Linked DNA regions of Homo sapiens: region 1 is linked to region 2. A link is a loop called in an ENCODE intact Hi-C map of the cell type or tissue named here. Cell type or tissue: PC-3. All regions are shown on one strand. Links, peaks and the distances in the headings refer to the core of each region. The heading gives the core; the rest is flanking DNA.

What was found. Hi-C counts contacts between places; a loop is a spot of excess contacts. Peaks named below come from ENCODE experiments on the same cell type or tissue, not always from the same donor. Only the 100,000 strongest peaks of a DNase experiment are listed, where the experiment ranks them.
Region 1: a loop joins it to region 2, with 2.4 times the contacts of the local background. A loop is called at or near these places in 9 of 110 quality-filtered maps.

What each region holds. Positions count from the first base shown.
Region 1 is chr12:98,690,906-98,693,818 of GRCh38, forward strand. All of the region lies in intron 16 of APAF1 (apoptotic peptidase activating factor 1), which reads left to right. Among named protein-coding and RNA genes, the nearest start is that of APAF1, 47 kb to the left of the region's middle. In PC-3, for the core only: no CTCF peak of the experiment used is centred there; no DNase peak of the experiment used is centred there.
Region 2 is chr12:98,754,667-98,757,557 of GRCh38, forward strand. All of the region lies in intron 25 of ANKS1B (ankyrin repeat and sterile alpha motif domain containing 1B), which reads right to left. Among named protein-coding and RNA genes, the nearest start is that of APAF1, 110 kb to the left of the region's middle. In PC-3, for the core only: a CTCF peak has its summit at 1,317; a DNase peak (open chromatin) is centred at 1,355; H3K27ac peaks cover 1,257 bases.

The DNA.
Region 1 (2,913 bases), core at 174-2,673, 64 kb before region 2:
GTCCAAAAAGTCCTGTACTTGGGCCAGACATGGTGGCTCATGCCTGTAATCCCAGCACTTTGGGAGGCCGAGGTGGGCGGATCATGAGGTCAGGAGTTCGAGACCAGCCTGGCCAACATGGTGAAACCCCGTCTCTACTAAAAATACAAAAATTAGCTGGGCGTGGTGGCGCATGCCTGTAATCCCAACTACTCAGGAGGCTGAGGCAGGAGAATTGCTTGAACCCGGGAGGCGGAAGTTGCAGTAAGCTGAGATTGCGCCACTGCACTCAAGCCTGGGGGAAGAGCGAGACTCCGTCTTGAAAAAAAAAGAAAAAATCCTGTACTTGTACCTACTGTTCCTCCCTTTCCTTCTTTTCCTGGCACCTTGTTTCATTAGTTGTTTCCTCTCTATGTTGCTTCTTCAGATTTTTCTTCTTTTTTGAATTATTTTCCACAGCTTACAAATGTTCTTGGGCCTTCCTGAGCCTTATAAAGCCAAAAAGTGAAAAACCTTTGATTCTTCCTTGATTGTATTGTTCTTTAAAATTGTCATTCTGTTTTTCTCTTTCCCTTCATGACTGGGCTTCTTAAGTCATCTATACTTGCCTCTGTTTCCTGACTACCTACTCCCTGCTTAACCATTTTTTAGCCTGGTTTCATCTTCCCTGTATTCCCTTGAAGAATGTAAAAATCCAGTTTTATTTTCAGTTTCAATTTTTTTTGTAGTCTAAGGCCCTCTGGATTAGTGTGAAATCTGATATTTTTCTTTATCTGATTCTCATTATTTTTGTTGTATTACTATTGGTCAAACCCCCAATGACCACCTAGTTTTTTTGTTTTTTTGTGTTTTTTTTGAAACTCTCCTCATTTTACATCAATGTTTTATTCTTTCTCCTCTTAGCTCTCTGATCCCTTCATTAACTATTTTCCCTGACCATTAAAATGTAGCTATTCCTGCAGCATCTAACCTTGGCTACCACCTCTATCACCGCTCTTCCATCCCAGTTCATTCAGTCTCATGGCTTCAACTCATCTTTTTTCAGGTATGTCATCTGCAACCTTCATTTTATGAGCTGTGTTCTTCATTCCTAACTTCCTGCTAGTTGTTGTCACTTAAGTAACATACCATGCCTCAAAGTTATTGCACTCCAAACTGAGTTAATTATTCTCTTCTCAAACATGACCTACTTTTTATGTTTCATTATTATTTTTTTTAGACAGAGTCTCGCTCTGTTGCTGAGGCTGGAGTGCAGTGGCGCGATCTCGGCTCACTGCAAGCTCCGCCTCCTGGGTTCATGCCATTCTCCTGCCTCAGCCTCCCTAGTAGCTGGGAGTACAGGCGCCCGCTGCCATGCCCGGCTAATTTTTTGTATTTTTGAGTAGAGACGGGGTTTCACCACATTAGCCAGAATGGTCTTGATCTCCTGACCTCGTGATCCGCCTGCCTCGGCCTCCCAAAGTGCTGGGATTACAGGCGTGAGCCACTGCACCCAGCCTATGTTTCATGATTTAAAAAAAAAAATTTCAACTTTTATTTAGATTCAGGGGTACATGTGCAGGTTTGTTATGTGAGTATATTGCATGATGCTGATGCCGAGGTTTGGGTACAACTGGTCCTGTCATCCAGATAGCATAGTACCCAATAGGTGCCTCATTCCCCCCTCCCCAACTCTAGTAGTCCCCAGCATTTATTGTTCTTATCTTTATGTCTTTGTGTACCCAATGTTTAGCTCTGGCTTATAAGTGAGAACTTGTGGTATTTGGTTTTCTGTTCCTGCATTAATTTGCTTAGGATAATGGCCTCCAGCTGCATTCATGTTGCTGGAAAGGACATGATTTTATTCTTTTTTATGGCTGTGTTGTATCCCATGGTGTATATGTACCATATTTCCTTTAACCTTCCGTTGATGGGCACCTAGGTTGGTTTGTGTCTTTGCTGTTACGAATAGTGCTGCAGTGAATATACAAGTGCATGTGTCTTTTTGGTAGAATGATTTGTTTTCCTTTGGGTGTATACCCAGTAATGGGATTGCTGGGTTGAATGGTAGTTCTGTTTTAAGTTATTTGAGAAATCTCCAAACTGCTTTACAAAGTCACCGAACAAATTTACATTCCCACCAGCAGTGTATAAGCGTTCCCTTTTCTCTGCAGCCTCCCTGGCATCTTTTATTTTTTGACTAAAAAAAAAAAACAACACATATATAAAAATTATATAGCAGTGTTTTGTAGTTCTCCTTGTAGAGATCTTTGACTTCTTTGGTTAGATGTATTCCTGGGTATTTTATTTTTTTGTGTGTGGCTACTGTAAATGGGATTGTGTTCTTGATTTGGCTCTCAGCTTTAATGTTATTGATGTACAGAAATGCTGCTGATTTTTTTTTTTCTTAAATAGAAAAAAGGTCTTACTACGTTGGCCAGGCTGGTCTCAAACTCCTGGCCTCAAGTGATCCTTTGGCCTCAGCCTCCCAAAGTGCTGGGCTTACAAGCATGAACCACTGTGCCTGGCTAACTGATTTTTGTACATTGATTTTGATTAGAACAGTGTTCAGGGTTTACATCATTGTAACTAATCACAATTGAGCCGTATCGTGTGAATTTTTTTCCTCTCTCATTAGCTTTCTGTTTTCCCTGGGGTTGATAAGTTTGTTTTTTCATTTGTTTAGTTTTTATATGTGCTTATCTTCAAACTCTCTCTTGTTAATTTGCTCCTTAAATGATTCAAACTTACCAGGCATTTTATAAGTCTTTTCTTGGAAACAACATTTTTGGAAGGTTCTATCTTGCTCCATTCTGGTCGGTAATGGTAATACTATTCCCAGAGTCCAGCTGCCATCCTGAGGTCTTCCTTACCATCATCCTAGGGATTCCTTTTGCTTTTCTTTTAAATTGGAACACTTGTTTTTCAGTTTTTTTTTTTTTTTTCGTCTTCTTT
Region 2 (2,891 bases), core at 1-2,500:
GAGATCTACTTAAAGCTCCAGGATCTTCAAAGGAAAGTAAAAAGACCTTCATTTGAGCAAGTGAGGTTTTTCACATGATTATGGGAAGCCTAAAGGTTTTGGGAGAGAATGTGTTAGAAGTCCTGCCCTTTCATTTTTAATTAGTTCCTGGTATTAGGAAACTGCTCAAATAAGACACACAGACCAGACTGTTGGATTAAGTTTTCCTGCCTAATGGCTTCTTCTGGTTCCGCTTACATTTTCCTTGACTTCTTGCTTTGGTTTTATTTTAGAATGCTTTGTCAAGTTTCTTTTGTGATTATGTATAGTACAGGATTGGACACTGTTACCTTTCCTCTCTTGTCTGCAGCCCTCCTGTTTGTGGTACTGATGCTGGATGCCAGGAGGGCCCATGGGCACCGAGACACACCTTCCAAGTGCTGTGTTGCCCATCCCGACACACCAGGGCCCTTTCGGGGAAACAGATGCTCATCCCATGGGACCTCAGGACACATGTGTGAATGGGGAAAGAACCCCCATTTTTTTGTAGGTTCAATTCTCCTGCCTCTCCTATTAACATCCCTACCATCTGAAACGGGAGGAGAGTTGCTATCATGTACGAGGAGACTCTACCGGGATGAGGTTGAAAATTATATTGTAACATCAGAAGGCTTAGGTGAGAAGCCCATCTTGCAAACCTCAATGATGCTGGCTGGCTCTGAAGAGCCCATGGTGACACCCAGAAAATCTGAAAGCCCAACTGTCTCTGCCTTCAACATATTATCCCTGCAACTGTGGGGAGGCCAACGCCTGGTACTGGGTCTGGCACATTCCAGGTGCAGAAGAAATGCTTGCTTGCTTGCTGAATGAATGAATGAATATCCACAGGACTAACTGGAGTAATCGTAACATTTCTAGTTAATACTCAGTCTAGCTACCATTAAGGGAGAACTTAATAGGTGTGAGAGATGTGCCAAGCATTATCTTTGTTTCATTTAAGTCTTACCAAATCACATGCAGTAGCATATTATCCTCATTTTATAGATGAGGCAGTGGAGGCTCAGAGGGGTGAAATAACTTTCCAGACATCACAGAGACAGAAAGTTACAGAACTTGACATGACCCAATATCTGTGCTCAAAATCCCCCACTCTTGGCCCAACCCATGTGTCTACCCAGCTTGTCTCTAAGATGACTGCCATCAACTCTCCCCTCCCGTGCACACCATGGTGTTCCCCTGTTGAGAAGTCGAATCTGCTCTTTGAATCTGGACTGGTTTTACTGACTTGCTTGACCCATAGGATATAGCAGAAGCAACATGCTGAATTTGTGAGGTTGAATCATGAGGAGTCTTGCAGTTTCCTCCTGGGCCTCTAGGAACATTACTCTGGGGGAATTAGTCATGTAAAAAGTCTCACCATCCTGGCTGGATGCGGTGACTCACGCCTGTAATTCCAGCACTTTGGGAGGCTGATATTGTTTAGCTGTGTCCCCACCCAAATCTCATCTTGAATTCTAGCTCCCATAATTCCCACGTGTTGTGAGAGGGACCTGGTGGGAGGTAATTGAATCATGGGGGTGGGTCTTTCCCATGCTGTTCTTGTGATAGTGAATAAGTCTCACAAGATCTGATAGTTTTATAAATGGGAGTTCCCCTGTACATGCTCTCTTGCCTACTGCCACATAAGATGTGCCTTTGCTTCTTCTTTGTCTTCTGCCATAGGCCTCCCCAGCCATGTGGAACTGTGAGTCCATTAAACCTCTTTCCTTTATAAATTACCCAGTCTCGGGTATGTCTTTATTAGCAGTATTAGAACAGACTAATATAGAGGCTGAGGTGGGTGGATCACTTGAGGTCAGGAGTTCAAGACCAGTCTGGCCATTAGTGAAACCCCATCCCTACTAAAAATACAAAAAAAAAAAAAAAAAAAATTAGCCAGGCTTTGTGGCAGGCACCTGTAATCCCAGCTACTTGGGAGGCTGAGGCAGGAGAATTGCTTGAACCTGGGAGGCAGAGGTTGCAGTGAACCGAGGTTGTGTGACTGCACTCCAGCCTGGGTGACAGAGCGAGACTCCATCTATCTTTTTTTTTTTTTTTTTGAGATGGAGTCTTGCCCTTGTTGCCCAGGCTGGAGTACAATGGCGCGATCTTGGCTCACTGCAACCTGTGCCTCCTGGCTTCAAGGGATTCTCCTGCCTCAGCCTCCCGAGTGGCTGGGATTACAGGCGCCCACCACCACGCCTGGCTACTTTTTTGTATTTTTAGTAAAGACAAGATTTCACCATGTTGGCCAGGCTGGTCTTGAACTCCTGTCCTCAGGTGATCCATCCGCCTCGGCCTCCCAAAGTGCTGGGATTACAGGCATGAGCCACCGCACCCAGCTGAGACTCAATCTTAAAAAAAAAAGGAAAAAAAAAAAAGTTCTTGCTATCCTGAGATCATCATGCTATGAGAATGCCTGAGCTAGCCACAAGGAGAGGCTGCCTGGACAGGAACAACGGTTTCAGCCAGGCCAGCCCAGGCTCAAGATTTGGGAGTGAAGGGGTCTCAAAGACATTGGAGCTCCAGCAGACATCGCTTGGAGAAGACTCAAGACCCAGACAGATGGCTCCAGTCGGGCTGCCCCAGCATCTCCAGCCATTGCAGGCACTCTGGCTGAGGCCCCAGATGTTGTTGAGCAGGACTGCCACGCCCAGCCCAGATCCCTGACTTACAGAATTGTGAACATAATAAATGGATGTTGTTTTATATTTTGGGGTGGTTTATTACGCAGCAAGAGATAACTGGAACACCATGCGATGCTGCAGAAGGCTGGTTGGACCCTCATTCAGACAACAGGAAGATGACCCATGAGCCCAGGAGCTGTGATGAATGCTGCTTAGCCAGGAGGCCAATCCTGGAGCCACCCGGTC